Regions from separate parts of the Homo sapiens genome. Here region 1 is linked to region 2. The links are chromatin contacts, found by Hi-C or POLR2A ChIA-PET in ENCODE. All regions are on one chromosome and are shown on one strand. Each heading gives the region's core, a stretch centred on a gene start or an enhancer-like site at or near the end of the contact. The rest is flanking DNA. Distances are from core to core; before and after follow the strand shown. Region 1 overlaps AACS (acetoacetyl-CoA synthetase). Region 2 has its middle 8.3 kb from the start of UBC.

Evidence for each region. A loop is a pair of places that touch in the nucleus more often than their neighbours do. ChIA-PET counts read pairs that join two places held with the same protein, here RNA polymerase II (POLR2A). Pooled maps may share reads with other maps.
Region 1: a pooled map shows a loop between it and region 2 (2.1-fold over the local background). The contact joins two enhancer-like sites. A Hi-C loop is called at or near these places in 2 of 50 pooled maps. POLR2A ChIA-PET finds 5 or more read pairs at or near these places in 4 of 52 experiments (MCF 10A, PC-3, activated CD8-positive, alpha-beta memory T cell and 1 more).

Annotation. Positions count from the first base shown.
Region 1 is chr12:125,091,675-125,096,740 of GRCh38, reverse strand. The region is part of intron 5 of AACS (acetoacetyl-CoA synthetase); the gene reads right to left. Among named protein-coding and RNA genes, the nearest start is that of AACS, 29 kb to the right of the region's middle. Within about 2 kb of position 1,661, at least 2 of the 41 ENCODE cell types and tissues checked have a DNase peak (open chromatin) inside an H3K27ac peak, as active enhancers do.
Region 2 is chr12:124,903,853-124,908,812 of GRCh38, reverse strand. No RefSeq gene overlaps it. Among named protein-coding and RNA genes, the nearest start is that of UBC, 8.3 kb to the left of the region's middle. Within about 2 kb of position 1,877, at least 7 of the 41 ENCODE cell types and tissues checked have a DNase peak (open chromatin) inside an H3K27ac peak, as active enhancers do.

The sequences.
Region 1 (5,066 bases), core at 412-2,911, 190 kb before region 2:
CACAGCGATTTCTCAGACTCTTTCATGTCCTGCTGGGACTTGGGTGTCCCTCTGTTTACTTCTGACGCTCTCTATGCAAATATCAAGGTAACACATTCAACCTACTCTAAGGCCATGGTCCTTACTCCTCCCTTTCCTGGCCACATGGCCCTGGACAAGGTATCCCTGCACCTGGCTCCCTCCAGCCCCAGCCACCCCTTATGCAAAGTGAGTCCCAACACTCCTGACACCCAAGCTCCCTCACCCACAGGTAAGGGGCCTGTCCAGACCTTGGCTGTGGCGAACACACAAACCACAAATGGCATGTCTACACTGGTGCCCTCTCTGTGCCCGGGATTCTAAGATGGACCGAGAGTTCTTGGTTTAGTGGGGAAGAAATGATTGCCAGTTAAAACATATTGAGCATTTACTGAATGCTTACTATGTGCCAGGCCCCAGTCTGAGCTCATTAGAAGCACTTACTGCCCTTCACAGCCTTAAGAGAGGGGCAATAAGGCTGGGCACAGTGGCTCATGCCTGTAATCCCAGCACTTTGCATCACGAGGTCAGGAGATCGAGACCAGCCTGGCTAACATGGTGAAACCCCGTCTCTACTAAAAATACAAAAAATTAGCTGGATATGGTGGCAGGCGCCTGTAGTCCCAGCTACTTGGGAGGCTAAGGCAGGAGAATGGTGTGAACCCAGGAGGTGGAGCTTGCAGTGAGCCGAGATCGCGCCACTGCACTCCAGCTTGGGAGACAGAGTGAGACTCCGTCTCAGAAAAAAAGAGGGGCAATAGTATCCACTCCCTAACCCTGATAAGGCAGGAACGGGGTGAGTGACTTGCCCAAAGCCTCACAACTGGCCAGAGGCATGGCTGGGCTGCAGCCTGGCTTGTCTGATGTGGGTGCTGGTGCTCCTCACCACTGTGCTGGCTCCACTCAGAAAACACTAATACCGTACATGGAACAGAAAATCAAAACAGCAGAACAGATTCGGGTGCTAAGATACTGCAGCAGACTGAATCAGGAGGAAGAGGAGGAAACCCAGAAAGCCGCTGGAGTCAGCATCTCCAAAGCCCAGCGTCAAGAATAAGCAGGTCCCACAGGGTAGGCGGGAGGGAGAAGAGGCTGTTCTGAACAGAGGACATAGAGATCAACACCCAGGGGCAGGTGGAGTGGGGCCCAGAGGAAGACCTGCCAGGAAGCCTGAGGCCAGGGAAGAAACAGAGAGAGCCAGCCTGGGAGAGCCCCGGAGGGCGGCAGAGAATTTCCACAAGGAAACTGGGATCTCAGAGAACCAGCCCAGTACAGGGTGACCAGGATCTCAAGGTGAAAGGACTGAGCCTGCCAGTGATCTGGGGCTCAAATACCACAGGACCCCAGGCACAGTGACAGTGATCAGGCTACAAAGACGAGTGTTTCTGAATCAGAGGTCTGGCCCCTAGCCCCATGAAAAGACTCAGGGGTCCTCTGACACAGCTGAAGTTTTCCTGGCTGGACCAGCAGGGATCAAGATCTCGAGCATCCAAAACCAGCTGTCAGCCTGTCCTGGCCCAGGAGAGCTGCTCGAGGACAGCTTTCATGTTGCAACAAAACAAACACACCTATGAACATGTGTCTGACCTGAATACGGTGCTTAGCAACCAATCAAGCATTGAAACCAACAGCCGGTGTTGAATCATGGTGACAGCCACCCAGAGCGAGCGAGAATGGCTGTCCTATTTACACACACAGACACACACACACACACACACACACACACACACACACACACACACACGGCCACCTGATGGCACTTCAGGAGGACAAGGCCTGCAGGCTACAGGCTGGGCTCTCTGGTGTGCAGGGATCAGAGGGTGGCCTTCCCTGACATCTCTGAAAATGGCAAAGGCTCAAAGGTAAACAGTGAAACAAAAAACCCAAAGCCATCAAAAGACTCAGGACCTAGAGATCTTGCTGGGGCTGGAAAGGTTGGGAACCCTTAGAACAGAGCACTTCCCCAACCTGGCGATGCCCTTCGAGCCCAAAAGCATTAGTAAGGCAAGCTGAGATGCCCAGGCAGCCAGCAGAGAGCAGGCAGAAGGAGGTGGGCAGTGGTGGGAGAGAGCATGGAATGGGTAGAAGTAAAGCACAGGGGAGTGACGGAGGCCAGAAACGCGTTCCCCCAGTGTCATCGAGTAAAGACGGATGCCCCAGCACTCCCTGGACAGCCCACTGCGGTCTGTGGCTCTGCAGCAGAGAGGGTCCCTTCAGCACCCAGCACAGCCAGCCGAGGAGCTCTCAGTGGACAGGCGTGTGAACCCACGAGTCCAACGGTGCGACTCCATCAACAGAGACCAGAAGTCAACACAGGATTTGTAGGAGAGTGGCAATTTCCCTTTACGATATTCTCTGAGATTCAAAGAAATATAATTTCAAAGCAAGAGAAAACATGATTCCAAAGGGAAGACATTCACGCTTCATTGCAGTTTCTGAAGAGCGCCCCTTACTGAAAATGGGGCACAGTCTGAAGTTTAACATGGTGATGATGGAAATTAAAAACAGGATCTCTTTTTTAAGTAGAGATCTGCAAACCGATGCAGGAACTGTCCACGAGCCCAGAACCCATCAGCCTTGGCTCAGTTCCAGCCCCACCTCATCAGCAACTCCAGGAATTCATCCCTGTTAGTTTTAGCCCCTGAACAAGGATGGTAAATAGAGGGTGAGCAGAGGCTTTCGCGCAGTCGACCTGTGCCAGGTCCTTACTCAGCTCCGACAGCGGGTGTCCAGGTGTCTGTGGGACCAAGCGCTATGAACATGGCATCCACGCAGGCCCTCCCACGCTGGGTGCACACGGCCAGGAGTGCTGCCCAATAATGCCTGCCACGAAGCCACCAAATGCCGACAGACTCCCTGCCAACCGGCTGGATCTCAGTTCGAGTGCGAGTAACGTGCGTCACACACACCCCCGTCTCCGGCAGGATGGAGTCTATACCTCGGACACTAGCAAAATGAGCGACAGAGAGAAGCATCTCAGCAGGAGGGCAGGTGGCCCTGTTTTCTGACCTGAGACGTAGCCGCAGGGCCTGGGACTGTTCACTTCCCAGAAGCTGCGGGAGCCATGGGGTGAGCAGAGCCATGCTGCCATCTAGTGCGCCCAGCAGCTCGGCCAGCACTTCCCACTCCAGAGGTGGCTCGGGGAGGCGGTGATTCCAGAAAACCCTGGACCAACCCCGGCCAGGAAGCAGTGTCCCCGAGACCATGTTTGCTACAGAGCCATGCATCCCTCCTGAGTCCTTCCAGGATGGGCAGATCCTGCCGGACTGGAGTCAGCGGGGAGTGACGTGCACAGGACAATGACCCAGCGAGGCTGGATGCAGCTGTGAGACAGGCTGGGGTCCAGCCCTGCCACTGCAGCCATGCAGAGTCAGAGGCTCTCCCTCTCTCCACCCCCTGGCCTCAGACAAACCACCAAAGGCCGATTCCAGTTGCTCTGATATCACCTCTCCAGGGGGAGGAGGCTACACTCCAGCTCTGGGAGGCCATGATCACTCCCCTGCCACACACGGCTCTCCCAGCCTCTCACAACCCGTTTACAAAAGGTTAGTCATAATTTAACTCAAAACACACCCATCTCCCGACTAGTTCAAACAGTAGCTAACACTTACTGGGCTGGCCTGGAGGGTCACACCCTGTCCCCGGCTCCACACAAACGTGGCTCCTGCCATCTGTGCAGTTGCACTAACACTGCTGCCATTCTCCCTCTGGGGACACCAGGGCACTTGCCCATGGACACTGATCAAGGAAGCCACATGGAGCAGAGGCAGCCAGCCTGCCCGGCCTTGAGCACACCCTGCCATCCTGCCGTCTCACCCTGGGGCCCTTCCCTCTGCCCTGGACAGCCTGGCTCAAGGTCGGCTGAGGGGTCTGAGTGTCCAGTCCGGAACTCCACCCCTCCAGACCCTCCCACAAGGACACCATTGGCCCCAGCAGCCCAGGCAGCCCCCACAGAGGGCCCTAGGGACAGGAGAGGCCACAGGTTGAGTTTCTGTCTAGGTCAGTCCCTGCTGACCTGGGGAGGTCCTGGGGTGAGATGGCCTGGGAAAGAACACAGGAAAGTTCCAGAAGGCAGGGCACGGCCATCCAGCCACACAGTACAGATCTACAAGGTGGCCACGCCCTCCCTGAACCCAGCAGGGCTCCATCATCAGCCCAGCTGGTGCTGCGGCCTGATGCACGGCTGGCCAGTCTCACTCCTCTGGGCCTGTGTCTGATCTCTCCTCCCACGGTGTGGAGAAAGGACACTCCTCCTCCAAAACCTTACTGAAAAAGCAAGCCTCTAAGTAGACATGATTTCTAAGCTCACACCCAAAAGCCTCACCTGTGGACAAGCACAGACACCAACTCCGGGCACTGGGTTTTAAAGGGCCAGCGGCCACACCTGCAGCTGGTGCTGCTGACTGACGGACGGCACAGGGCCTGGCCCAGAACAGAGGCAGCTGGCACCAGGAGGAGCGGTCAGGGACACGGATGCTGCATGTCCTGTAACAGGTTCTCATGGCTCCTGAAGGTCCCTGACGCTCAAGGCTCTGCAGCCAGGAGAGGGCCCTGGCTGGGGAGTGGGGGCCCCAGGAAGACCCGCTCTGCGGCTGCTTCATTTGCCCCGTGGAAAGACCTATAGGCTGGGGGGCCCCAGTGGGGATCAGCACATGCTTCCGGCCCTGCCTGGGCCACTCTGGGCAGCTGGACACACCCTGGGGTGGTTTGGGGACAGAGAGGCCACCCTCCCGGAGTGCACACCCACACAGTACGGGTCCAGAGGAAGGGGCTGGTAACAGCAGAAACCAACACAGGGAGGTCCTGGGGAACTTCTGCAGGCAGGACTTTGAGAACAAAAATCTAGAGAACTCTCTTCAGAGGACATACACTTAGCAAACCTCACGTGGTCACTAAATCCCAGGTGAGGAAGACAGGGCTCGACCTTACTAGACCTTAACAACACTGGGTGCTGCATACGCCACCTGCCCACGTCTTCGATGAACACGGCGAGGAGTGGGGGAACGTCAGGACTGCTTGAAAGGAAGAACCAGACGCAAGTCCTTCTG
Region 2 (4,960 bases), core at 628-3,127:
TTCCATACTAGCATATCTAGATCTACCTCATTCTTTTTAATATTTTTGCTAGTATTCCATTGTATGAATGTCCTATGATTTACTTAACCTGTCCATCAATATTTGTTTCCAGGTTTTTGCTATTATAATGCTGCTGCAAAGTACATCCTCACACATCTTTATTTTGTCTATTCATATTTCTGTAAGATAGGTTACTAAAGTTGGAACTGCCAAATTAACACTATCATACTATTTTGTTTTTTAATTTTAATTTTTTAAAAAATGTAAAATGTGCAATTTCAAGAGGAGAAACTTGAACACAAGGAGCAAAATCTATTTTTATAACATCCTATTAAAAGCTTGCTTTACATAAAGATTTTGAAAGAATAGCATAAATACAAGATTTCTATTTTAATTGGATTCTTAGGGCTAATAAAATAATCAGCCTTAGCACTTATTTATTTATTTTTTTTGAGACGGAGTCTCGCTCTGTTGTCCATGCTGGAGTGCAGTGGCGTGATCTCGGCTCACTGCAAGCTCCACCTCCCGGGTTCACACCATTCTCCTGCCTCAGTCTCCCGAGTAGCTGGGACTCCAGGCGCCCGCTACAAAGCCCGTCTAATTTTTTTTGTATTTTTAGTAGAGACAGGGTTTCACTGTGTTAGCCAGGATGGTCTTGATCTCCTGACCTTGTGATCTGCCCGCCTCGGCCTCCCAAAGTGCTGGGATTATAGGCTTGAGCCACTGCGCCCGGCCAGCACTTATTTTTATAATTCTTCATGATTACTGTGTTACTGTCCCATGATATTTCTCAATTTTTAAATTTTTCAAAAAAATTAATCCTTAATGTGCATATTTTTGAATTGTTAATATAACTTTTTGAGGTGATGTCTTCATGTGTTTCAACTACTTAAAAACTTTTAAACAGTATATAATAAAAAATCTTCCAGGCCACTCACACCTGTAATCCCAGCACTTTGGGAGGCTGAGGTGGGCAGATCACCTGAGGGCAGGAGTTCGAGACCAGCCTGGCCAATATATATATATTCATATATTCATATATATATATATATTCATATATTCATATATATATATTCATATATTCATATATATATATATATATATATATAGCAAAACCTCATCTCTAATAAAATACAAAAATTAGCTGAGCGTGGTGATGCATGCCTGTAGTCCCAGCTACTCGGGAGGCTGAGGCAGGAGAATCTCTTGAACCTGGGAGGTGGAGGTTGCAGTGAGCTGAGATGGTGCCACTGCCCTCCAGCCTGAGTGACAGAGCGAGACTCGGTCTCCAAAAAAAAACAACAAAAAAATCTTCCATCCTTGTCTCCCATCCACCCCTTCCCCCCAGCATGTACTTGCAGACTTTATGCATATACAGTGAGTACTGTATATACACAAATAATAAAAAAATCATATATATAATATATGTAATTCCCCTTTACATGAAAGGTAGCACACTGGTCTGTACAGTCTGTCTGCACTGTGCTATTTCACTTTATATTTTTATAGTTTGACAGAGTTCTAACATTTCTTTTTTTTTTTTTTTAACAGAGTCTTGTTCCTGATTGTTAAATTTTAAAGCATCCCAAAGTTTGGTTTCACACTTGAATGAATACCATGTAAGGATTCACTTACATAGATGTGGTTGCCTGAATCTTAAGAATAAAATAACATTGTTTGTATTTATTTAAATTAGTGTTCCTTTTATGGTTTGCCTGAAAGCACAACAAAATCCTCACCAAGATATTACAATTATGACTCCCATACAGGTATACTGTTTAGAGATTGGCAAGCACCTTTTAATTAAAGGAGTCAGCCAGCTTAGTGTGCAGTATTTATTTCTGCCGGAAGAGGGAGCTTCAGGGACAGACTTTGGTTTAGTCATGAAGCCTGCAGCACTCCCAAGCGGTTGTGGTTGACCAAGCAATTTATGCTTTTACCTTTCTACTTCCAGAGGCTTGTTTACTTATCAGTAAGCATTAATTTAGTGTCCCCTCAGATGCCTTTTACTTTCTTCTTTTCTGCCTAGAATAAGCTGCTCTTCCAATTTTGCAGCTACATGTTTCCACCCCAGTTGGAATTTCTCCATAACATCCATTGTAGCTATCCTTCAATCTACAGCCTCTATTTCCTGTTATAGCTGGTCAGGTCTAATCCCTCAAAATACTCTGTCCCCTGCTTCCCTTATCTGCTGGCCACCTTTTTCCCCCACATACACACTGCCATGTCCCACCCTTCACTCAAGTTGTTCCCTGCCACCTCAACAAATTTAAGTCCATAAAATAGAGTAAGTGTTCCTGACTGTTAAATTTTAAAGCATCCCAAAGTCTGATTTCACACTCGAATGAATACTATGTACGGATTCATTTACATAGATGCGGTTGCATGAGTCTTAACAAAAAAATAACATTATTTGTATTTATTCAAAGTACTGTCAAGATATAATGTCAAGATCTAATTCAAAGGTTCCACAAAGCCTTCCTTGACTGCCCCCAACGAAGATTATCCATTTTCCCTGAAATCCCATTGACTTTTCTATTTTGTAAGGAGGCTCGTGAGACTCTGTCTAAAAACAAAACAAAACAAAAAGAAACAATCAAACGGCTTGCTTCTGTTCTTTGATCTGCTAGTAAGCAAAAATTACACATGGTGACAGGAGCTATGTGAGGCTGTCAGGTTGAATGGGAGGAGTTTGGGATCCTGCTTGTGGATGGTTGGAAGAGGCTTTCGGGAAAGACAGTATTTATGTGAGACCTGGAAGATGGGCCTTAGCTTTGCAGAAGGTGGAGAGGCAGGAAATAGCACGGGGGCCCTGGGGCTGGAAGACTTGGGCATATTTGAGGAACAGAAAGGAGACCAGCATAACTGAGGTGGGAAAAGCATGTGAAGAGATGGGGCTGGAGGAGGCCGGGAGTGGTGGCTCACGCCTGTAATCCCAGCACTTTGGGAGGCCAAGGCAGGCGGATCATGAGCTCAGGAGATTGAGACCATCCTGGCTAACACGGTGAAACCCCGTCTCTACTAAAAATACAAAAAAAAAAAAAAAAAAAATTAGCTGGGCGTGGTGGCGGGCGCCTGTAGTCCCAGCTACCTGGGAGGCTGAGGCAGGAGAATGGCGTGAACCTGGAAGGCGGAGCTTGCAGTGAGCCGAGATTGCACCACTGCACTCCAGCCTGGGAGACAGAGAGAGACTCCGTCTCAAAAAAACAAACAAACGAAACAAAACAAAACAAAAATTAGCCAGGCGTGGTGGTATGCACCTGTAATCCCAGCTACTCGGGAGGTTGAGGCAGGAGAAACGCTTGAACTCAGGAGGCGGAGGTTGCAGTGAGCCGAGACTGCGCCACTGCACTCCAGCCTGGGTGACAGAGGGAGACTCCATCTCAAAAAAAAAAATTTTTTTTTTTTTACAAACGGTGTCTCCCTCTGTCGCCCAGGCTGGAGTGCAGTGGTGTGATCACAGCTCACTGCAGCCTCAACCTCCCCAGCTGAAGCCATCCTCTTGCCTCAGCCTCCTAAGTAGCTGGGACTACAGGCGCGCACCTCCAGGCTTGGCTCTTATTCTTTTTATTGTTTTTGAAACTATAGAACCTATTTTTAAAAAATGTTTTGGTTGTTTTTATTGCTGCTTTTCCTTTTGGGGTTAGAACACAAGTTTTGATGGGAAACAGGTTAGAACACATTCATCTCTTCCCATAGCGATGGTCATAGAAAAACGGGGCATATTTATAAACTCTCAGTTGATCTTAAAATGTGCAAAAGCTGCCGAACTCCCGGGAGTGAAGGGCGAAGCTCGTTAGCATCAACTGTGGCTGGGGAGTGACCGTAGGCAAGAGGGAGGGGCAAGTGTGACTCAGCGCTGTGTGGGCCAGTGTTTAGAGGCCAGCGTGTCCCTGCAAGCACGTGGGACAGTGGTCTGTTCTGCACTGTGCGTGACTCCTCGAGGAAGTCCACTTACCAGTTTCTCCTCACTGGTATTTTTGGGAGTTTCTGAAGAATGCTTGCACTCTTCACAAATCTGTGCTTGTTGTCATTTGTCACTCAGCCAGCTGGCTGCCTTGGGAGATTCTGCCCATGACCTCTGACATCTTAGACTTGGCTTCTCTGGGTTGCCTCAGGGATCTGGCTCTTTCCTTAGGACAGCTAGACATGGGGGTAGTGAAAGGAAATTGCAACGCGGAGAAATCACAATTGTGTGCCGCAGATATTAATGCTCCAGGGTCCTGCTCCTTCCCTGGGGGATCTGATAGGTCATTCCTGTCTTTGGCCCAGAGCTGACATCCTTCCTTAGCTATATCCCCCAAACCTGGAGCCAAACCTCACCCCCTTCTGTGGGGCCCAGTGTAAGGAGAAAAAAAAAATTTACCTCCCACCCAGATGACATCATCATAACCTCCAGATGATGTTATTACCATTCTGCTCTCAATGAAGACAAAGTTAACGCTAGTTTGCAGGAATTTTAGCATATGTATGTATGCATATATATATATATATATATATATATATATATATATATATATGAAACAGAGTTTCACTCTTGTTGCCCAGGTTGGAGTGCAGTGGCATGATCTCTGCTCACCACAACCTCTGCCTCCCGGGTTCAAATTATTCTCCTACCTCAGCCTCCCGAGTAGCTGGGATTACAGGCATGTGCCACCACACCTGGCAAATTTTGTATTTTCAGTAGAGACGGGGTTTCTCCATGTTGGTCAGGCTGGTCTCAAACTCCTGACCTCAGGTGATCCGCCTGCCTCGGCTTTCCAAAGTGCTGGGATTACAGGTGTGAGCCACTACGCCAAGCCGGTTCTTTTCTTTTAATATCATATTAAAATAGAATTTTGGCTTTTCCTTTGGGCCAAAACAATCATTAAATTTTTTTTTTCTCAGAACAAGAGTTGTCTTTCCTCAAATGATGAATTAGAAAAATATTGAAAGTTTGAAATAACAGCACTCTCATGCT